3 separate regions of the Homo sapiens genome follow, and regions 1 and 3 are each linked to region 2. Evidence: chromatin loops called from intact Hi-C (ENCODE). Cell type or tissue: gastrocnemius medialis. All regions are shown on one strand. Links, peaks and the distances in the headings refer to the core of each region. The heading gives the core; the rest is flanking DNA.

Region 1 (8,092 bases), core at 1,270-6,269, 190 kb before region 2:
TGTGACAAACCCACAGCTAACATAATACTGAACGGGGAAACACTAAGCTTTTTCTCTGAGATCTGTAGCAAGACAAGGACGCCCACTTGTACCACTCCTATTCAACACAGTACTGAAAGTCCTAGTCAAGAGCAATCAGGCAAGAGAAAGAAATCAAGGGCACCCAAAGTGGAAAGGAGGAGCTCTAATTGTCTGTTTTCAGACAATATGCTCTTATATATTAAAAAAAAAAAAGACTCCAGCAAAAATCTCTTTGAACTGATAAACAAATTCAGTAAACTTACAGAATACAAAATGAACATATAAAAATCAGTAGCATTTCTATAGACCAACAATGAGCCAGTGGAAAAAGAAATCAAGAAAGCAATCCCATTTAGCTACAAAAATATAAAATAAAAATAAAAATACCTCAGAAGAAATCTAACCAAGAGGGTTAAAGATCTCTATGAGGAAAATAATATTCTACCCTCTGAGGGTAGAATAGTGGATTCTAGAGACAGGAAAGGGTGGCGGGAAGGGAGAAAGGGAGAGGTTAACTAATGGATACAAAATTACATCTAGATAGGAAAAATGAGGTTTAGTGTTCTATAGCCTTGTAGGGTGACTATAGTTTACAACTTATTGTATATTTTCAAGCAGCTAGAAGAGAGGATTTTGAAGATTCCCACCATTAAGAAATAACAAATGTTTGAGATGATGGACATGCTAATTACCCTGACTTGCTAATTACACATGACAAACATGTATTGAAATATCACGCTGTATCCCATAGATATGTACTATAATGTGTCCATTAAAAAGAATAATTGTTAAAAACCCAAGTGCTATTTCTCATTTGTCCTATGTCAATGTTGTGGTCCATTGGTGGAGACCTAACCACTTGCAAGGAAGACTATAGTCACTTGAGCTGAAAGCAAATGAATCACCACAAAAACTACCACTGGCACCAAGTCTTGTTTCCAGAATTTCCTGCCCACAGCACTGCCACAGTCACTGTGGGCAGGAAAGACACACTAGCCACCAAGTTTCAACCCCAGCACAATTGAAGCCTTTATTTCTCTGGTTTGGAATAGGTGTGTGTTCATAACTTACATTTACTCCAACTGCCCCCTTGCTTAAATAGCTCCTTAAGGATGACTTCCTGTTACTAAATCCCAACAGCTTCTGAGTATCCATTATATTCTCCAAAGTAAATAAAAAGAGAAAATGTGTTGAAAGCCTGATAATGTTCACTTAAGAATCCAGCATGATGTACTGCTTGAAACGGACACTCCACCTTGTTCCTTTATGTTACTTTTAAAGTAGTCCCAGTTATTATACATAGTTGAAGCCATAATTTCTGCAATACCATTAGGTCCACAAAGGGTGGGGCCAGGGAACTTCAAAGTCTGTCTCTGATTTTTTTATTTAAAAAGGAAAGCTTATGAGAGTAGGTAATGAAAATAAATATTCACACAACTCGGAACAGGGGATGGTGAAACATAAAGCCCCAGCCTGGCCAGGTGTCCAGCCAGTGAGGGTGGAGACCCAGACTCATACAGTCCCCACAATCCCCCAGAAGTGCCACAGACAGGTGGGTGGCCTGAGACAGAGCCAGGCTCCGAATTCCAGGAGCTGTCTGGCTCATGTGCACCCGGCGTGGTCCAGTGCATGAGGATGCCCCACGTCACCAGTCCCAGTGCAGAGCACAAGAATGCCCATGTCATGAGCCCCCGCTGCAGAGCATAGCCCGAAGGTGCCAGCCCAGCCTCCTGCACACACTGGCCACCAAGGCACTGCCCTCCAGGAAGGAGGACCTCAGAGGTCGTGGCAGGGTGAGGTCCTGCTCTTCATCATCCCCGAGCAGTGGGGAAAGTCCCAGCAGACATTTGGGGAGTCCCTACAGGTGGCTCTGGAACTCTGAGTGGAAGTTTAAAGATGTCCCCAGATACACCAGACTCAAACCTAAAACAGGCCATTCTTCCAGATATGCCCAGACTGGAACCTATATAGGCCATCCTTCCCAGCTTTCCTCTGGAAAAGCAGGCTTAAAAGAGTATCGACTAAAAGGGGCCACCAGGAAGAGAGAAGTCCTATCTTTAAAAAAAGAAAGAATTTTTTAAAAAAGAGGCACTGAGGCTCTGACCCATCTGAGCACAGAGTACGTGTTCGGCAGCATCTGTCAGAGCAGAGGAAGCACACACGCACTCTCCATACCCTGTGCTCCCAGCACCCGTCCTCCCCGCACCCAAGCTCCCCACACCCGTGCTCCCCGCGCCCATCTCTGCTCCCCATGCCCATGCTCCCCACGCCCGTCCTCCCTGCAGCCATGCTCCCCACACTCGTGATCCCCGTGCCCATCTCTGCTCCCCATGTCCATGCTCCCCGCACCTGTCCTCCCTGTGCCCAGCTCCCCACGCCCATGCTCCCCACACCCGTTCTCCCCACGCCCATGCTCCCCACACCCGTGCTCCCCGCGCCCATCTCTGCTCCCCATGTCCATGCTCCCCGCACCTGTCCTCCCTGCGCCCATGCTCCCCACGCCCATGCTCCCCGCGCCCATGCTCCCCACACCCGTGCTCCCCGCACCCATCTCTGCTCCCCACGCCCATGCTCCCCGCACCCATCCTCCCCCCACCCATGCTCCCCGCGCCCATGCTCCCCGCACCCATGCTCCCCACACCCGTCCTCCCCGCGCCCATGCTCCTCACACCCGTGCTCCCCGCGCCCATCTCTGCTCCCCATGTCCATGCTCCCCGCACCTGTCCTCCCCGCGCCCATGCTCCCCACACCCGTCCTCCCCGCGCCCATGCTCCCCACACCCGTGCTCCCCGCACCCATCTCTGCTCCCCACGCCCATGCTCCCCGCACCCATCCTCCCTGCGCCCATGCTCCCCGCATCCGTCCTCCCCGCGCCCATGCTCCCCACACCCAGGCTCCCCGCGCCCATCTCTACTCCCCACACCCAGGCTCCCCGCGCCCGTCCTCCCCACACCCCTGCTCCCCGCACCCGTGCTCCCTGTGCCCATCTCTGCTCCCCACGCCCAGGCTCCCCGCACCCATCCTCCCTGCGCCCATGCTCCCCACACCCATCCTCTTCGCGCCCATGCTCCCCGCATCCGTCCTCCCCGCGCCCATGCTCCCCACACCCAGGCTCCCCGCGCCCATCTGTACTCCCCACACCCAGGCTCCCTGCACCCGTCCTCCCCACACCCCTGCTCCCCACACCCCTGCTCCCCACACCCGTGCTCCCCACGCCCATGCTCCCCACGCCCATGCTCCCCGCACCCATCCTCCCCGCACCCATCCTCCCCCCACCCATGCTCCCCACACCTGTGCTCCCTGCACCCATCTGTGCTCCCTATGCCCATGCTCCCCACACCCGTGCTCCCCGCACTCGTCCTCCCCATACCCATGCTCCCCACACATATCTGTGCTCCCCATGCCCATGCTCCCTGCATCCGTCCTCCCCACGCCCATCTGTGCTCCCCATGCCCATGATCCCCGCACCCGTGCTCCCCGCACTGCGTTCCCTGCGCCCATATCTGCTCCTCGAGCTCCCTTCCACAGATTTCCTCTGTACGCCCTTCTTGATAGTCACTGTCACCTGGAATCGCCTGGATAAATGGAGGTAAAGAAAATAAATGGAGGACCACATTGGAGGACAGAGTGGAAGCGGCTATTTACCAAGCAGGGCTGTGAGATGAGCGCATCTGATCCACATTAATCCTGACAGTCGGTTTATTAGCCCCATTCAACAGCTGGGGACACTGAGGTGGGGAGGGATGGGCTTGCTTACCCTGGACGATGCTGACAGTGTGGGCCCAGCCCGGTCCCACAGCCACCAGGAGGAGGCTCCTGAGCAGGCAGGCACAGAAGTGCAGCCCAGAGAACGCTTGGGACCCTGGCACAGACTCCTCAGGAAGGAAGCAGAGAAAGGCCCACAGAGACTCAAGCAGCACAGAAGAAGGTCACCCACAAGTTAAAAATAGATGTTTGTGCTTTACCGTCCCAGCATGCTAAAAATCCAACCCGCTCACACGCACGGCCTGACATGAGCCCGGCCTCCTGCAGCACTGGGCCAAGCGAGAGATGCACCTGCCCCTCTCCCAACAATGGCAGGCTCGGCAGCTGCTCTTCAATGTACTTGACACCCTTCCATGAGGATTAAGCTACACTGTCCGCACTGGGTAATTTTAATCCTGACACAGCTAACCGTGTGGATCTGCAGCACAACAAACAACCTGCTTAGGATGATTCTATCACTGACAAAGACGCTGAATCTCCCAGCAAAGCCCAGTGACGTTTCTGTTTTCATTTCAGGTAAACTGGCCCACACGGTCTAGTTTACCTGCTGATAATTCCTTGGAAAGACCATCAGGGGAGATCCACACCATTTTCAGCTTTACAGGGATGTGAATTTCCATGCGATGAGAAAGGGAATGGGGAAATAAAACAAGGATTCAAAACAGATTGTTCTGAATTGTTTTGCCTGTGTGCTTCCTGGGAGTGGTAAAGTCAAGAACTGCCGCTCTGTGTCAGGCGAGGGAGTAATAGAGACAATGGCACCAACTCCTGAGACAGAGGACCTGACACATGGTGCAGCCACCGCCTGTGGCCACGGAAATTCCAGGGAATGCAGACCCCAGTTGCCTGGTGCAGCCACCGCCTGTGGCCACGGAAATTCCAGGGAATGCAGACCCCAGTTGCATGGTGCAGCCACCGCCTGCGGCCACGGAAATTCCAAGGAATGCAGGCCCCAGTTGCATGGTACAGCTACCGCCTGTGGCCACGGAAATTCCAGGGAATGCAGGCCCCAGTTGCATGGTACAGCCACCATCTATGGCCACAGAAATTCCGAGGAATGCAGACCCTCAGTCCCATGGTGCAGCCACCACCTGTGGCCACAGAAATTCCAGGGAATGCAGCCCCTCAGCTACATGGTACAGCCACCATCTATGGCCACGGATATTGGGAAACACAGACCGCAGTCACATGGTGCAGCCACCACCTATGGCCATGGAAATTCCAGGGAACACAGACCCTCAGTCACATGGTATGGCCACCGCCTGTGGCCACAGAAATTCCAGGGAATGCAGACCCTCAGTCACATGGTACAGCCACCATCTATGGCCACAGAAATTCCGAGGAATGCAGACCCTCAGTCACATGGTGCAGCCACCATCTATGGCCACAGAAATTCCAGGGAACATAGACCCCAGTCCCATGGTGCAGCCACCACCTGCGGCCACAGAAATTCCAGGGAATGCAGCCCCTCAGTTACATGGTACAGCCACCACCTATGGCCACGGAAATTCCAGGGAACACAGACCCTTAGTCACATGGTACAGCCACCATCTATGGCCACGGAAATTCCAGGGAACACAGACCCTCAGTCACATGGTACAGCCACCATCTACGGCCACGGAAATTCCAGGGAATGCAGACCCCAGTCTCTAAAGTGTTATTTGTTTTATGAACTTCACTGCAGTGATTGTGGAAGAGTTTCTCTCTGTGCAGAGCTCAGCATCCAGAAGGGAAGTTGGCCCCAGGAACGCCTTCCTCCTCTTCAGAGCTCAGGGCCCAGGGCTAAGGCCCTTGGGAGAGGTCCCTGTTCGGCAACTGTGCCTGTGGAGGGCCCCCCAACACTCACCGTGTATCTCCTAGGAGCAGAGGCTGCAACAGGGACCCAGAGACCAAGCCTCTGCTCAGGCAACAGTGAGCTGATGGCCTTCCACTCTAAGTTCCAACTGCATGGAGTGTGTATTCCATGAATGCTTGTTAAATGAATGATTCACATAATAAGGTCTTCTGTGCTGACCTTTGCTGGTCTGCTGACCATGGGCTTCAGAGCATAGACCTCATTCCTGGAGCAACCAGCTCTTCCCAGAGCAACGGCCGCTGGAGGACAAAGGCCAGGGCTTCTTCCTGCAGCAACGCACTCAGGACCCTGCGCTGGGCACACTGGGGCCTCTCCAGCAGAAGATCCCCAGCCCTGACCTTGCAACACCAGTGAACCCCAGGGGAGCCCCAAGTGCTCAAAATCAAGTAAATGTCCATTGTGATTTAACATACCAATTTTAGAAGAAAGGGCAGATTGCCACCTCCCTCCTCAAACTAGGGACCATAAATCGATACAAGGCCTTAACTGAGGCTCTGCCTTAAATCCTGCTAAAACTACCAGCCAAACACCCAAATTTACATTAAAGTTAAAGGAAAAAAAAAAACTAAACCAAACACCTGTAAGAAATGGTCAAGTAAACTGTGATACATCAACCCAAAGATTAAACATTAAAACGATGAAGTAGCAAGATATTAAAAGAATACAAACTCTATGTACGTCATGGCTCAAGGGTTCTAAAATTACACAGAGACAAAGACTGGAATGGAAGGGGGATATGTTTACAGATACATTTTTTATTTTTTAATTTTTAATGGTATATTACTTCTCTAATATATGATTTGACTAACCAGATAATTCAGCAAAAAAAAAAAATCAATCGTGCCTATAGATAAATATGTAAAGAATCCCTCTCTCTGATGCCAATGGAATTAGTTTGGGTCCGGCCCACAGTCTTCAATCTTTGAATTAAGACACAAAAACCATCTTCCAAGCTATTAGCGAAACAAAAAATGATTTAAAACCAGGAGCCCAAAAGAAAAGACCTACCATCAGTCACAGCATCTCTCCACGCCTCTCTACCCTGGACAGTGTTCCTTCTTTCCCCATTTTCATACCTACTGCACAAAGCACTTAGTAAAAAGTTATCTCAATTCATGAGTCGCGCAGCACAAAGGGCCGATGTCACTACCAACATACCCCGCAGCCCAAAACCGAAGCAGCAACCCCCAGCGAAGGGAAAATGAGAGGCTGCTGGTTGTAATTGTAAATCTCACAACTCAATGTCTTAGCACTTTCCTGCCTTGTTGCTTTCAAGGGCTTATTAAAATTAACTCCCCTACTGGATATTGAAGAAAGAAGGCAGGACGGTTGTGCAGGCTCCGAAGAGGCGGAGCCCTCGTTCCGCAGCCACCGCTGTCTTTCTACCCACAGCAGCCGGGTTTACCAATTAGTCTCCCTTAAAGGGCACTGTTTATGATCATCACCAACAAATGGATGCAATTACTTCTTTTGAGATGTAGCAAGTTTTTGGCACAATAGTCATAAACCCTGCATGGCACACACACAGAAGGAAGATTAAAGCCCTGGAGGTGGAGGCGTTCGGGAAGGGAAGGTGGAAGCAGGAAGGACACCCACAAGATAGAGTGGTCAGAAACCGACCACGTCACCAAAGGGCGCCATAGACGTTCCAGAGGACAAAATGCCCGTCTTTCCAGGGTAAACACCCATTTGCCAAACAGCCAGTGACGGCAAGCAGGAGTTTGCTTTTTTAAAGGCGTCTGAGTAACGATGAGAAGAGCAAGAAATGAGCTTAATAATGGGACTGACGGGGCCCTGGGCTGGTGACTCAGCCAATGTGCACAGCATCAAAACCCAGGTTCCTCAGTGCGCTCCCTCTGCAGTTCAGGAGAGCGCTACAACTCACCCCATAAATCACTGATTAAAAAAAATCAGTTCTAAAAAAAGAGACGACCCATTTGAAAGCAGCTGGGAGGAGGAAGACAGTGACTCACAGAATCCAACCGCTTGTAGCCTCGGAACCATAACAAGAATATGAAACTAGCAAGTCCAGTGTGAGGCAGAACAGAGACGCCGTCATGGCTCTCAGGAGGCTGAGCGGGAAGCGCGTGGCTCGGGCCCCTAACGGCACCTGGAGCAGCCTATGGGCCTGTGCCCTTCATGTGGGTTCGCTTTCCTAGCTTCCTGGCTAAATTTGATGTATAGCATTTATTCGCCAAGAAAAGAACATTCAAATCAAACTATTGTCATAACTCTGAAGGACTCTTAACATTCCAGTCCACACGTTCAAAAGCCCACACATATCAGTGCTGCCACTGTGCAGGTCACAATGTTTTCAATGCATCTTGCACGCAACCAGTAATGATGTTTTCAATGCATCATGCAGGTAGCCATCTCATTCAGGATACTTAAATATCTGTGACGACTTGATACTTAGTTATCTGTGACTTTCAGATAGATGTAACAACGCTA
Region 2 (8,092 bases), core at 1,725-6,724:
GATAAATGTCTGTTTTGTGGAAGAAAACTAATTTCCTGTTGTTGAATGATGTTGACATTTATTACAGAATTTCTGGAAAGATGCTCAAATTAGCTGCCCATAGAGTCATTTGCTAAGCTTCTTCCAAACCAGAGGGACAGCCTTATCTCGGGGTTCTGAAAAAGAAAGAGCTCCACAGTAATTCTAACTGCAAGAAGACAGAACCAAGATTTCATAGGCAGTTAAAAGCAGCAAATTCTACCTGCCTCAGACACATACAAAGATATAAGGAAGCACAGATTTTTAGGTAAGTTTGTCTTCTGCAGTGTGACTTATACCTTCAATGGGCTCACATGCTTATCGAATCAACTACACTGCCCACGAGATAAGATGCCCTCAAAGGGCTCTGACAACACTGCGGCCAGGAAGACAGAAGAGCTGGCAAAATTCACAGACAGAAAAAAGTCAACACAGAGCTCAGGGCATGCTTTAGTGCTAACAAGAGTTTGCACACAACCTCTGGCTTAAGTACACCAAACAAGAATTCATATTCTCCAATTTGGAAATCATTAATGTTATAGTAATTCACAGCCATATATAAGCATTCAAATAACTACCCACTGTTTAGAGTAAATCTTTATTAATTTTAAGTTAAAAACAATTAAAATTGGCCAGCCCGGTGGCTCATGCCTGCAATGCCAGCACTTTGGGAGGCTGAGGCGGGTGGATCTCCTGAGGTCAGGAGTTCAAAACCGGCCTGGCCAACATGGCGAAATCCCATCTCTAAAAATACAAAAATTAGCCAGGTGTAGTGGCACATGCCTGTAATCCCAATTACTCGGGAGGCTGAGTCACGAGAATTACTTGAACCCGGCAATCACTTGAACTTGGGAGGTGGAGGTTGCAGTGAGCTGAGATCACGCCACTGCAACTTGGGTGACAAAAGTGAGACTCTGTCTCAAAAAATAAATAATAATAATAATAATAATAATAATAATAATAATAATAATAATAAATTAAAATGTATAGCCCAGCATACCGCAGCACAATAGTAAACACACAGAAAACATACTTACGAACTGTCCGTCTCTATCATGCCATCCCCAAACAACACCGTCCTCTGACACCGGTAGCTGAGGAGTGTTTTCTGAAAACAAAGCAATTTCCAAGGCCTGTGGCTTATGGTGCAGATCCTCACTAAATATTGTTTCACCTTCTAGAGCACCTTTTGTGACTGTATTAGTCCAGAGATAGCCCATTTGATATCCACCACAACCACTGGCCAGTCTTTCAGAAAATGCTGGGTTTCCTAACCCTCCCATCGGGTAATAGGAAAATTCACTCAAAAAACGGGAGACTCCTTCTGGGAAACTCTGCCAATCCACTTTTGAGGGATGTTCACATCTATTTAGGACACCTTCTGTGAGTGATAAAATGTGGCCACTACTTGGTACAATCGTGTCTTTGCTGTCCACGGGGACAGCGGGAATCCCCTGCGCTGCATCGCAGGGGGCACCTGTGTATCTGTCCGCTAGGGTGGGATCAACACCAACCAGAAAGAAATTGCCACTGGGAGTGTCACGTGACTCTATTTTCTCAAAACTCACCTTAGCATTTCCCATAAAACCCATTTCACCATTTAAAGTCGACTGTGTAAGAGTGGACTTGGCGTTTCCTTCTTTGAAATGGTGTGCACGTTCACTCGTCCCACATGGACCCAGGCAGTCAGTAATTCTGGGGTCAATACTATCTTTCTCCAAATAAAGTCTCTCTTCCTCTTCTTTACATGTTAGTTTTGGTTTACTCAACCCTGATGTATTATTACCAAAGATACCAGAAGCTTCTTCAATTGATTCAGAGGAAATTCCCTTCCATTTTGGGCTTTTACCACCACTAACAGAATTCTCTACTATTTCTGACTTCTGTATAACTGGATTAACACTTGGACTGAAATGTGGTAACACACTAAGAACATTATATTTGCAGTCGTATACTCGGTGTGTTTCATAACTTTTTTCTATTTGATTAGTTTCAAAATCAGCGTTCTCTGTTGCACTAGAACTAACACAGGAGAGTACATCCTGACTTGGCACTGCCTCATGTCTTTGTGTACCTGTTTCCCACTCATAGGTTGTTTTAGAATCTGACTTGACAGTCTCTATGTCATCTTCACTTGTCTCACTATACTTTGCTTGCAGTGATTCTTTTTCACTACCTTCTAACCTTTGAGGGTCACTCAGCTGGTCTCGTGACACACTGACTGAACTCTTCACACATATTTCACCCTCTGTTTTGTCACCTGGGCTTGTTTCCCTCTCTTCTTCCTCTGTGCAGGTGAAAATAAATGCGGAGGAAACACAGTTACTGTGAAGAGATCTGGAGTGACTGGGAGACTTGCCATCGGGGGGCACTCCTTGTGCCATGCTAAGCTTTAGGCCATCTGTCCTCTGCACCGTCCCCTGCGTGTCCACCACACGCTCCACACAAGTTTGGTCACAGGTCTGTGTTGCAGCCTCATCTGCTTGACACCAAGATTTTGACTCAAAAGCCCTTACACCATGACCCTCAGCCTTCCAAACGCCAATTCTGTCCTCTTCTTGGTAAAAGGCACTATTTTCAGATTGCAGAGACACCTCACCTCTGTCTGGCAGCAGGGGACTTCTGGCCTCCAGGCTGCAGTCCCCTCTGCGCTGTGCCTTCCTGACTTGTCTGGGGACAGGTTCCGGCTCCCAGCAGTCATCAAGCTGGCTTGGGGCTGCTTCTCTTGAATTAGCGTGACCTGAGAGACACCCACTTCCAAATCTTACTGCAGTGATAGGCCTCTTAGGACTTAAATCAATTCTATCTAGACCAACAGGAAGGATACTATCTGCTTTGTTAACGTCCAAGTAGAAATCATCGTTGTCTCTTAGTGGTGTGATAGAGTTATTTTCTCTCTCCTTTTTAGAATGTAAACTCTGGTCGACAACAACTGTTACCACCTCCGGGTCATCACTCCCTGCAACACATGCAGTGTCAGTACAAAAGCTACCAGGTGAATGTGCAGTGTCAGTACGGAAGCCACCAGGTGGATGATCCATCTCACTTCCTACTCCTGAGTTACAGCTCTCACTTTCTCCCAGGACACACGCATGACTTAGTGAGTCACTGTCCATGTTGTTATTTAATTCAGGGAGTAGGTCAATACCATGTAGTGCACTACTTTCTGCGTAATTTTTAGGGAATTCAGTGCAAGCTTCTGCCTGTAAAGCCTCCATCTGCACGTTATCAGTGTTTGCTTCACAAGGTGCATGGCTGAACGCCACAGGCTCAGGGCAAGGCTTGGCTTTCCCACTGCATTCCCCTGTCCTTTCACCTGGACCCAGCGTGTCCCAAGGCGAGAGTTCTTCCTGCCGTGGCTCTGGCTCGCCCGCCCCTGACATGGCACGCGAGGCTGAAGGCACTGAAGAGCAACACTCTCCTCTTGCAGCTACTGTGTCTACCCAGGTGCCCAGCTCCTCTGCCACGCTTGGGCAGGCAGAGTCGGCAACACAAATGCTGTGAAACTTGCACTCTCCTGAATCCTGACATTGCTGATCATCAATACCAACAGGGTTTCCATCTTTCCTCTCCCTATCGGATAGGTCTAAAGACTTACTCTCATCACCACTGCTGAGGTGAACGCTGACCACCATTTCTTTCTCTACTAAAGAGTTTTTACAAGTAGCTGGGTAACAGTGCAGATGGCCACTCACAAAGGCTTCCTCCTGCAGGCCTCGGTCAGAAGGCACCAGCACACATGAGAAAAGCTCCTCATCTTCCCAACAACCTTGTCGGCTGCCGTTACCCACACACAGTAGATCACAGACCCCCTCAGAATTCTGCTCATTAACAACAATATCTGAATTCTTGTCATTCTCACCCAAGTTTTCATACCTTGTTGAGAATGTATATATAAAAGAGGAAAGAGGGTTCAATGACTGCTTGGGTCTATGACCCTGTTTGTGCCCAGACCCTGCGAAAATCCTTGTCCGCGCGCTAACGCCAGCTACACTGCTGGCTCCACTGCCAGTACGGTGAACCTCCTCACCTTTGACGGTATCAAATAATGAAGACAAAGTTTTACTTATCTTGTTTTCTGGTTCCTTTTCCTCCACAGATTTTTGTAACAGGCCAGTTTTTTCACTGTCATTGTCACTACTTAGTTCTCTGCTGAAGCAGCAGCCCATGTTTGAGAGCTCACAAGCACACGACAGGCGTGCTGGTCCCAAGCCTCCACAGACGCACCTCACAGTAACTTGCTATAATTTCTGAGGAGAAGCCAACACCCAGAGACCAAAAATAACCCCTTGCACAGCGGTCACATGTTCCTGCCACTCAAACCCAAATCCTAATGACAACAGAGCCCGACTGACAGCCAGCATACTCCGTGTGCCCAATTCCAAACAGGACCAGGATCCAAAAGCTCAGAACAGCAGCAAGAATGCTGCGCTGTATTTTTTCTTACTCTCATAAACTCAATAAAACATAACTTAAAATATTATCCCAGCCAGAAAGATTTCAGGCTTCTGGTTTTTCTACAGTGTTCCAGTATTTCCCAAATTATATTTCATGGGATGGTGGTAACTAAATAAAATAGTTCATAAATTCCCCCAAAGGAAAACAGTATCAGAATTTTGTTCCGTAAAATATATAGCTACTCACAGTTGTATCTAATTTTCTAGCTTTACGAAATGATGTCTGAAATAAATAGCAATTTAAAAAGAGACGAAAAAATCAAAGGAGAGCAAAAAAATAAATAGCAATAAAAAATAGTATCTGTAGGTATCAAGAAATTATTACTAATTGTGTCAGGTGTGAAAATGGAATGATGTCAGTTAGAGATGCATGCTGAAGTATCTGGGATAAAGTGACACATTATCTACAATTTGCTTTAAAATGCCCTAGCAAATATAGTAAATATATACACACATATATAAAAGTTAAAACAGTCATGTGCATACAGGGAGGAAAAGATTTAAAGACAGTAGTCCAGGCCGGACGTGGTGGCTCATGCCTGTAATCCCAGCACTTTGGGAGGCCGAGGTGGGTGGATCACCAGAGGTCAGGAGTTTCAAGACCAGCCTGGCCAACATGGTGAAAACCCGTCTCTACTAAAAATACAAAAAATTAGCTGAGCATGGGAGTGTGTGCCTGTAGTTCCAGCTACTCGGAAGGCTGAGGCAGGAGAATCACTTGAACCCAGGTGGCAGAGGTTGCAGTGAGCCAAGATTGCGCCACTGCACTCCAGCCTGGGTGACAAGAGTGAGACTCCATCTCAAACAAAACAAAACAAAACAAAACAGTAGTCGAATGTGGCGATGGGTAATGTTCAAGTTAATGATGCTGCATTTGGTTCATGGTATTATTCGCTCCACTTCTGCAGATGTCTGAGCACTCCAATTAAGAAAAAGGAAGGAACAAGAAAAAAAAGGGAAAATAGATCTACAAGCTCTGGTACCAGAACTAGAAAGTCTCTTGAAAGTACTTGATGCAGGAACGCACAGCCTGCCATCTGGTGAAAAACAGGCGTTGTCCACAACTAAACAAGTTGCTCATGTACTATGTGGTCCAGTCCCTAACTGTGGACTCACATAATGGGTCTTGTCTTACATTGACATCTGTGATGTTTTGCTTTTAGTATAAGTAATTCTTTTTCTTATTATGGTTCTGACAGGCTATGTGAAAAACAAAATAATTCTTTTAGTTCCTCTGCAAGAGAGATTTTGTTGTTTCTTTAACCTATGAGTTATGACTGGTGTCCTATTAATGTTTTACTTTTTAAAAATATTAACATTTTTATGATAAAAAGTTTAGGAATTACACTTAAACATAAAGGTAACAAGAACACTTATGAATATACTAAAATTCAAGTACTGAAATCATCATAATGATTATGATGATAATGGTAGTCAACACTTTATATAGCACTATGTTTCACAAAATATTAATTACATCTATGCATCCATTTTGTCACACGTCTTAATTTGCACCCTTAACAACCCCCAAGGTAGATACTACTAATTCACTGTACAGATAAGGGAAATGAGGCACCAAGAACTTTAGTAGCAGCTTCGAATGACAAAACAAAACTCAGACCATACATTGACCATACTGTTATGCTACTCAAAGAGAATTAAACATCTACATGGCAAAAACGTTCTGCACTAAAGACACAAACGATTCATACCAGCTGTAAAATGAAAGGACATAGTAAAGCAGAGAAGCTCACGAGATCACCTGCCTGGCTTTGAGTCTCAGCTCCATTTTTACATGTGTCATCTCTGGCAAATTATTTAACCTCTTTGTCTCAGTTTTCTCATTTGTAAAATGGAGCCAACACCGACATCTATTTCAAAGAGCTGTTAGGCAGACTTTAAGTAGTTGGAATAGAATCTCAGAGTCCCACTTCAAAGTCCCCCATAATCTGGCCCCAGCCTACCTCTATGATCTCGGCTTCTAAGATACCATTCCCCCGACCTCTTCTATCTCATACTAACCAATGCCAGCACACTGCCTCAATGTTGTTTCTTTCTCCAGTCTCCTCCCCACACTTTTCAAGCCTTGAAGTCCTTTGTGAAACCATTCTGTGCTGCTCTAACAGAATACCTGAGATGGGGCAATTTATAAAGAACAGAGATTATTTCACACAATTCTGGAGGCTGAGAGTCTCAAGTCGAGAGGCTGCTTCTGGAGAGGCCTTTGTGCTGCACCATCACACATGTGAGGAAATGCAGTCACTCCCACCACAATGGCACTCATCCACTCCTCCACTTGTGAGGGCAGAGCCTGGTGTCCTTATCACCCCTTAGAAGGCCCTACCTCCCAATGCTGCTGCACGGCGGACTGATTTTCCAACACATGAACTTTGGGGGACACATGAAAAACACAGCATTCCATTCCAGCTCCCACAATTCATGTCCTTCTTATAATGCAAAAAATACTCATTCCATCCCAATACCTCCAATAGTCTTAACTCATTTCAGCATCAACTTAAAAGTCCAGAGTCTCATCTGAATCAGATAGGGTGAGACTCAAGGCACAATTCACCCCAAGATCAATTCCTCTCCAGCCCTGAGTGTTGAAAGTAACAAGTTATGTGTTTCCAAAATACAATGGTGGGACAGGCACACACACAAAAAAATTCCCGACCAGGTGCGATGGCTCACGCCTGTAATCCCAACACTTAGGGAGGCCAAAGCAGGCGGATCACCTGAGATCAAAAGTTCGAGACCAGCCTGACCAACATGGAGAAACCCCGTCTCTACTAATACAAAAAATTAGCCGGGTGTGGTGGTGCATGCCTGTAATCCCAGCTACTTGAGAGGCTGAGGCAGGAGAATCGCTTGAACCCAGCGGGTCAGAGGCTGCAGTGAGCAGATATCACACCATCGCACTCCAGCCTGGGCAACAAGAGCAAAACTCCGTCTCAGAAAAAAGAAAAGAAAAAAAAATCTATTTCCAAAAGGGAGAAATAGGCAAGAAGAAGCAAGAGGTCCCAAGTTCAAGACCCAACAGGGCAGACAATATTAAATATTAAGCCTCTCTGGAGAATCATCTCCTTTGACTCCATGTCCCAACCCTCTGGGCACAGTGGAACAGGGTTGGCTCCCCAGGGCCTCAAGCAGCCCCACCCGATGGCTTTGCTGGGCTCAGTCCACCCAGCAGCTGTCAGGGGTTGGAGTCTCCTGCCCACAGCTCTCCCAGGCTGATGCTGCAAGCTGGCAGCTCCACAGTTTAAGGCTCCCAGGCCACTCCCATGACTCTACTAGGCAATGCCCTGGTGGGGGCTTCTCTGCAGCAGGTTCAACTCCAAATTTCTGCTTGCCATTGCCCGAGTACAGGCTCTCTGCAGTGGCTCTGCTCCTGTGACAAGTCTCTGCCTGGGCCCCCAGGCTGTCCATGACATCTCTTGAAATCTAGGTGGAGGCTGCCCCACAGCTCTAGCATTCTTCTTGCCTGAAAAATCAGCACCACATGGATGCCACCAAGGTTTATGACTTGTACCTTCTGGAGCCGCAGCTCAAGCCACCACTGGGCCCACTCAAGCAGCAGCTGAGGTGACTAAGGAGCAATGCACAGGATGTGGGGAGCA
Region 3 (8,092 bases), core at 1,836-6,835, 150 kb after region 2:
TGCAAAGGTAAGTGCCATTTGTGTGAGTGCATGCCTGGAGTCTGTACGATTGTCCTTCGTGCTTTTTGTCCTCAGTCTGTTTCTCGTAGAAAAGCCTGTGATTGTGGCACCTGGGCAGGGCAAAGGGGACTGCTGGATGCCCAAACACAACGTTTCAGAATCTCAGCGGATTAGAACACTCGGGAAACTAAAAATAGATCTACCAGATGACCCAGAAATCCCACTACCAGGGCAAATATCCAAAATAAAAGAGATCAGTCTATCAGAGAGATATCGCAGCATTCCTGGGTGCTGAGCACCATTTACGACAGCCAAGATATGAGATCAACCTGTGTCCGTGGAGGTTTGAAGGGTTGAAAACATGAGGGTTAGATACACAGTGGCATACCATTCCACCACAAAAGAAGAATGAAATCGGGCCGGGTGCGGTGGCTCACGCCTGTAATCTCAGCACTTTGGGAGGCTGAAGTGGGCGGATCACGAGGTCAGAAGATCGAGACCACCCTGGCTAACATGGTGAAACCCCGTCTCTACTAAAAATACAAAAAAATTAGCTGGGCGTGGTGGCAGGTGCCTGTAGTCCAAGCTACTCGGGAGGCTGAGGCAGGAGAATGGCATGAACCCAGGAGGCAGAGCTGGCAGTGACCTGAGATTGCACCACTGCACTCCAGCCTGGGCAATGGAGCAAGACTCTGTCTCAAAAAAAAAAAAAAAAAGAAGAATGAAATCCTGTCATTTGTAGCAACATGGATGGAACTGGAGGCCATTGTGTTAAGTGGAACAAACCTGGCACAGAAAAACAAGTATCACATGTTCTCACTGCTATGTGGGCTCTAAAGAAGTTGATCTCATGGAGGCAGAAAACACAATGCTAGACACCAGAGGCTGCGAAGGGCAGTGGGGAGGGATGACGAGAGGGTGGTTAATAAGTATAAACATACCGCGATAGAGAAGGAATAATATCAGCTGTTCAATAGCACAGTAGGGTGACTGTAGTTAACAACAGTGTATTATATGTTTCAATGTGGCTAGAACAGAGGATTTGGAATGTTCCCAACACAAAGATATGATGAATGTTTGAGGTGATGGATATCCCAAAATGCCCTATTTGATCATTATGCATGACATGGTGGTATCAAACTATCACATGTACCCCATTAATATGCATAATTATTATGTGTTTATAAAAAAGACACAAAAATGAAAATTAAAAAATAATAAAATGGCTTAAGATGGTCAAAGAAAACCAGAGCTGGACAGGAGTTAAAGCAGGAAAGTCTGACTTTACTGAGAACCATTTCAATAGGGGAAAGAGACCTCCATGGAGAACCAGCCTAACTGCACACAACACCCAAGGAGCAGGCTGGGGCCTATGGATTAAAAGTTACTAAGAGAAAACATCAGTGGGAAGGGGGTTCTGGCTACACCGACCTAACAAGACCTGCTGAAGACAGGCCTGCGTGATCAGACGTCACCTGGGAGGGACGGGGTTGAGGAATTTAATCAGATGCCAAGGTCAGGGTTCTCGCTAAAACAACCTGGTAGAATTCTTGCTGAAACAGGATCTTACGAGGAAGAGCACGGATGCCTAGGAGAAGGTGCAGGAGCCTGACAAGGGCTTGACCAAGCAAAGACGTCATCCAGGTGCTGCTCCCCGAGCCTTCTAAAGACGGCACAGCAAGCACACAGGTGACCCAGTGGTCGCCTCCTAGCCGGAAAGGCCTAGACTCTCTTCTTAGGTTGCCGTCGGGTGGGAAAAATGGGAAAACCCTGGGAACTGGACAGAGAAAATGGGCGGGGGCTACCTTTCTCAATGTTTTCGTTCAGATGGCAATTCCTCTTGGTGTCGGCACCAATAACCTTATCATTCTCATCCACAACAATCAGCATTTCCTCCAAGCGCTGCAACTGACGCCTGTCAACCCAGTCAAGATTTATGTCAGACATAGCTGCTGGCTGTGACCCGACCTGAAATAGATGCACACAAATGCCTCTTTATGTGAAAGATATTGCCATCTCGTTTTTGCTATGTGTTACCAACCACATTAGGATTTAGCATACACCTTCTCTACAAGTGACAGCAATTGTGTTGAAGCAGCACAGTTCTGAGATATGGAAGGTGAATCATCTGTTTCTAATGTGGTGTCTCTCTGAACGGGAAATCTTGGGTACATACATACTCCTCATGTTTTCCAGGTTTCCTTTAGTGACGAGTTAAAGAATCCCCGCCCCACCACACACACACACACACACACACACACACACACACACACACAAAACACACCGAGGTAAACTGTAGGTAACACTCTTTGTACAAGTTTTTGGGGAAAAGTGCAGCCCTGTGCAAAACCACTGGACCTGGATCAGACGTGGAGAAACACACAGCCTTGTAGGAAAGCTACGTCACCCACAGAAGGGCTATGGTCCTCTTCAGAGCCAAGCAGATTCTTAGGTGAAGATCTTCTCACAAAATGTTTTCAGGGCCAGGAGCGGTGGCTCACGTCTGTAATCCCAGTACTTTGGGAGGCCGAGGTGGGAGGATCACTTGAGGTCAAGAGTTTGAGACCAGCCTGGCCAACATGGTGGAACCCTCTCTCTACTAAAAAATACAAAAATTAGCCAGGCCTGGTGGCACATGCCTGTATTCCCAGCTACTCAGGAGGCTGAGGCAGGAGAATCACTTGAACCTGGGAAGCAGAGGTTGCAGTGAGCCGAGATCGTGCCATTGCTCTCCAGCCTGGGCAGACAGAGTGAGACTCTGTCTCAAAAAAAAAAAAAAAAAATGTTTTCAGGGTCATTTATCTTCATGTAAAACCTTCTCATCATCCTTTTCTACTTTTTAAAAAAATGCATTCACGTCTGTCCATTATCATTACTGTTAATATTTTCAGCAATCTGCTCCTCCTCTTTGCAAAAGGCTGTTTGACTTAATGCATGGACATGAGATACAATAGAAATGCAGAGAAAACAATTACTGAATATGTACAAATTTAGATCATAAAAGAAAGAATTCCCACAAGGTAAAACATATGCACTAACCTCTCTTGGAAGCTGGAGACTCCTGGGTATCAGATGTGGAACTCAATGTGCAAGTTGAACCAGGGCCCTTTTATACCCTGGGGATGTAGAAAGATATCAGCTAAGGCAATCTGATATTTTTGTATTCTTAACAAGAAAACACACCCCGGTCTCTCTCTATCTCTCCATCTCTTTCTCTCTATCTTTCTCCCTCTCAATTGAGGGATAATAGAAAATTGTTTTGACACAATCTCACTTTAAAAAATGCTTTTAGTTTTTAAACCTAGGGTAAGTTATTTTCTACTCTATGGCTTTCTTTTTTTTTTTTTTTTTAAGGTGATGTCTAGCTCTGTTGCCCAGGCCAGAGTGCAGTGGCGTGATCTCGGCTGACTGCAACCTCTGCCTCCCGGGTTCGGGCGATTCTCCTGCCTCAGCATCCCGAGTAGCTGAGATTACAGGCGCCCGCCATCACGCCCAGCTAATTTTTTTGTATTTTTAGTAGAGACGAGGTTTCACCATGTTGGCCAGGCTGGTCTCCATCTCCTGACCTCAGGTGATCCGCCCGCCTCGGCCTCCCAAAGTGCTGGGATTACAGGTGTGAGCCACGGCGCCGTTCGATGGCATCTTTTTAATTCACTTGCTGTATATATCATCCCAGATTTTAAAAAGAAAAAATAAAGGTGGCAAATGGAAGAGAAAAATAATAAACATTGTGACTAAAATTACTGAATAAATTCTTAGGATAGCTGAAAATCGATAAATAAATGCAAGACCTTGGAAACCAATGTGTTTGGAAGAGCTAAAAAACTGTATAATTTCTTGCCTATCATATTCCAAATATCATCTACCAACTAAAGCTCTAGGCCAAATAGTTTTGCAAGTAGGGTCTCTTAAAATATCAAAAAAATGTTTGCCATATCTGTCGGTTCTCTCAGGGAATATGAGGAGAGAAGCACGATGGACGCATGACTCCGCTGACTTTGGCACGGATAATACAGAACAAAAATAACACAGCAGCAGTGATGGGTAATATTCTATAAAAAGATTAATGTGTTTTGCTCTTTTGTCTTTCCATAAGTTCACCTTTATGCATGTAATTTTTAGTTACGTAGAAAATCAAAAGGCTATGCCTGAAATGTTTTCCCTGGAAATCAGTTCTGAGACTCAGGAATAAATGGTCTGTTTGAAACTTGTTTCTTTTGCAGTCAGAAGAGTAAGAATGGGAGAATGATACTCTTTTAAAGATCTAAAAAATAATAAATAAGTCTATGAATTAGGCTTTGAGGAAGAAACTAATATACAATACCGTACCTATTATAATCCAACAACTCTAATAGTAATAATAATAATAGTAAGACAGCCAGACACACATTGTGTCCTTCCTTTGTGCCAGTTTCTATTTTAAGAGTTTAATGTATATTAATTCATTTGGTCCTCACGACAGCTTTCTGAGATAAGCGTTATTTTTTATTATCACAGCATCGATAAGGAACTGAAGCACAGAGAGGTAAATTACCTGCCCAAGGCAATGTGGCTGCAGATGCAGCTGAGCCCCCAGAATCTGTGCAGTTTAACATGTTGGGATCGTCACCACCAAACTAAGCACTGAAAGCTTTAGAGGCAAATGTTATCAAAATTTCAAGGAAGGAATTGTCATTCTCTGTAAAATGTTCTAGGGGATAAAAAAGGAGGGAAACCCTTTGCTAGGTTGATCTGGGTACAAGGTTCTGACACATAAAGCACACAAAAAACATTATAAAGGAAAGGAAGGAAGACATTTTGATTAGGCTATATGCGGAGAATTTTCTTAAGAGAGGTTATGACAACTTTAAGAATGACAGTTGATGACCTATAATGCTGCAGGTAGGAGGTTAAGAATAAACTCTAGGAATAGATGATTACATCTGATTAAGGCAAATTAGAAGCAACAGAAAGGGCTCTAGATATCAGTGAAATATAGAGAAGGACATGGAGGCCAAGACTGGGAAAAGCAGGTAAAAAGAAATGGAAGTGGAAAGAGTTAAAAAGGAGTAGGCCAAGTATTGTAGGTATGAAAGAGAGGGTAAAACAAATACAGCATGTGCTAAAAGGGGTATCCTTGAACAAGAGAGCCATAATAATAAAGAAAAATATCCCAGACACACAAGATGACTTAAACCCACAGATGGAAAGGGCTTGCCATGTTCCAGAAATACTGACACATTATCGTCGACACTGGGGTAAACTTCTCAGATCTCTGAGAAAACTGCTGCATGCAGAAGAGAACAGCCACTCCCAACACCATCACTCCATCTCCTAGGCATTGTACAACCCTAATCCTCTGCTTTCCACCTAGAATGATGGGTGATCCATGTACTTACCAAAAGTCACTTCTTGGGTCAGGTGTGGTGGCTCATGCCTGTAATCCCAGCACTTTGGGAGGCTGAGGCGGGTGGATCACCTGAGGTCAGGAGTTTGAGATGAGCCTGGTCAACATGGTGAAACCCCATCTTTACTAAAAATAGAAAAAAGGGCCGGGTGCGGTGGCTTATGCCTGTAGTCCCAGCACTTTGGGAGGCCAAGGCAGGTGGATCACGAGGTGAGGAGATCGAGACCATCCTGGCTAACACGGTGAAACCCCGTCTCTACTAAAAATACAAAAAAATTAGCCGGGTGTGGTGGTGGGCGCCTGTAGTCCCAGCTACTCAGGAGGCTGAAGCAGGAGAATGGTGTGAACTCGGGAGGCCGAGCTTGCCGTGAGCAGAGATCGCTCCATTGCACTCCAGCCTGGGCAACAGAGCGAGACTCTGTCTCAAAAACAAACAAAAAACAAAAAATAACTTCTTCTGCAGCAGATTCACCCACAGTCACCTACTCAAAGACATCGTCCAGCAATTTTCCCTTTTTCTTCTCTATCATCACGTTTTCTCTCTCTCTGTTGGAATTCTCCTATCAGTCTGCAAGCATGTGACTATGATTTCATTTAAGTAACAGCTAGTTTTTTAGACCTCATTTGCCCAGCAAGCTACTCCTTTGCAGGAACACTCTTAGAAAACTTCCTTCATGCTCACTATATCCAGTTCCTTTCTCTAATATTTCTCGTTCCTTTTCTCACGTTTAAAACTATCAAGTAACTTAACCTAAATTGTTAAGTACAATTGTTGAGCTGTTCAAATTTTCAACTCCTGTCAACAAAATTCCAAAGAACAAGCTTCTAAGATAAGCACTTCCTGATATTTGATAACATAGGTTAAAATTTCTGTAAATATCTTAAGAGATTATACTCAAATCCATATGTTGGAAAACGGTGATGAATAAAATTTTGGCAGTGAGGAAAATAAAAATAACTTTCCATAATAGGGTTATTTTTATCTATATAAATCAAGAAAGAATTAACACTTTAGCAATGATCAGAAAAGATGAGGCCCTTGGTATTACTGGGAAAATTTGGAAGAGATAATTAATTTGGGAGAGCTTCTAGAACAAGTACTCAGAAGTGTTCAATAATAAGTAAAATGACACATATGTAATTGATGTCTTAAGGCTGATGACAGCAGCCCTCCTAAATGAATCTGCAGTTTGCTACTAAATCCATACAATTCGCCTCCTCTAATATATACGTATTTTGAGACGGAGTCTCCCTCTGTCTCCAGGCTGGAGTGCAATGGCATGATCTCGGCTCACTGCAACATCCGCCTCCTGGGTTCAAGCAATTCTCCTGCCTCAGCCTCTCGAGTAGCTGGGACTACAGGTGCACGCTGCCACCCCTGGTTAATTTTTTTTTTGTATTTTAGTAGAGATGGGGTTTCACCACTTTGCCCAGGCTGGTCTCAAACTCCTGAGCTCAGGCAATCCGCCTGCCTTGGCCTCCCAAAATGTTAGGATTACAGGCGTGAGCCACTGCGCCTGGACCTCCTCCAATATTTGGCCAAGCCACGCAATCTTTAAGCTCCCATGTCTGTCCATGATTGTAGGTTTATAATTTGGAACTTCGGTTATTTAATTAATTAAAAATATTCAGATATATCCTGCAAATAAATACAAAGTTTTTGTACTCAGCATCTTTAGTGCACTTTCCCACAAGGAGTTGTATGTAAATGAAAAAAATAGATAAATGCAAGCATGTAAATCAACTCCTATTATTAACCATTTACTTAGCTCAAGTTTATTTACACCTGAATGAAAAGTTCCATTTGCATCAAAAATACATTCGTATACTCTTAAGGCAGTGTCCGGCGCAGCGGCTCACGCCTGTAATCCTAGCACTTTGGGAGGCTGAGGCGGGTGGATTACTTGGGCCCAGGCATCCAGCCTGGACAACAATGGCAAGAGCCATCTCTACAAAAAATACAAAAACTTAGCCAGGCATGGTGGTGTGCACCTGTAGTCCCAGCTACTCTGGAGGCTGAGATGGGAGAATCGCCTGAGCCTCAGAGGTCAAGGCTGCAGTGAGCTGGGATTGAGCCACTGTACTCCAGCCTGGATTACATATATTTGTATATTCCTAAGGCACATAATGGACCTAGGTCACCAAAACTAAAAGATATTCTAGACCAAAATTTTGAATGTAATTTAATAACCTTGTACAAACCCTCTACAGCTGCACATTACCAAAGCTAGTATCACTGTACCTAGTGGCTTACTGCCTCATTCAATTGAAAAGATCAAACTAATTCAATCCTGCTCTCCAAAGAACACTTTTTCTGAATGGGCTCTCAGACTTTTCCTGAATGGGCTCTCAGATTCTGCTTTCCTAAGAAAGTGTGTTGAGGTAGTTCTTTTTCTGAATGGGCTCTCAGATTCTGCTCTCCTAAGAAAGAGTGTTGAGGTAGTTCTTTTTCTGAATGGGCTCTCAGATTCTGCTTTCCTAAGAAAGTGTGTTGAGCTGTAGTTCTACAGCATTGTTCAATGCAAAGATAGGGTTGGCTGTAGGTTTTCAGAAGGTGACCTTTATCAGGTTGAAGAAGTTCCCTTCTCGTCTTACTTTCTTGAGATTTTATCATGAATTGATGTTGAGTTTTGTCAAATGTTTTTTCTGCATTTCTACTGAAATGAGTCTTGTGTGGTCTTTTCCCCTTTATTCTAGCAATATGGT

The links. A loop is a pair of places that touch in the nucleus more often than their neighbours do. Peaks named below come from ENCODE experiments on the same cell type or tissue, not always from the same donor. Only the 100,000 strongest peaks of a DNase experiment are listed, where the experiment ranks them.
Region 1: a loop joins it to region 2, with 3 times the contacts of the local background. A loop is called at or near these places in 1 of 110 quality-filtered maps.
Region 3: a loop joins it to region 2, with 4 times the contacts of the local background. A loop is called at or near these places in 1 of 110 quality-filtered maps.

Annotation. Positions count from the first base shown.
Region 1 is chr10:676,282-684,373 of GRCh38, forward strand. The region is part of intron 1 of DIP2C (disco interacting protein 2 homolog C); the gene reads right to left. Among named protein-coding and RNA genes, the nearest start is that of DIP2C, 9.3 kb to the right of the region's middle. In gastrocnemius medialis, for the core only: no CTCF peak of the experiment used is centred there; a DNase peak (open chromatin) is centred at 4,060; H3K27ac peaks cover 3,904 bases.
Region 2 is chr10:868,958-877,049 of GRCh38, forward strand. All of the region lies in intron 3 of LARP4B (La ribonucleoprotein 4B), which reads right to left. Among named protein-coding and RNA genes, the nearest start is that of LARP4B, 59 kb to the right of the region's middle. In gastrocnemius medialis, for the core only: no CTCF peak of the experiment used is centred there; DNase peaks (open chromatin) are centred at 3,084, 3,347 and 4,294; H3K4me3 peaks cover 1,611 bases; H3K27ac peaks cover 5,000 bases.
Region 3 is chr10:1,022,777-1,030,868 of GRCh38, forward strand. IDI2 (isopentenyl-diphosphate delta isomerase 2) reads right to left here and starts at 3,083. Exons shown (of 5, transcript NM_033261.3): 1 at 3,040-3,083; 2 at 1,806-1,968. The coding sequence starts at 1,947. It overlaps IDI2-AS1 (IDI2 antisense RNA 1), which reads left to right. Exons shown (of 5, transcript NR_027709.1): 1 at 1-7. In gastrocnemius medialis, for the core only: no CTCF peak of the experiment used is centred there; a DNase peak (open chromatin) is centred at 3,994; H3K4me3 peaks cover 1,962 bases; H3K27ac peaks cover 4,718 bases.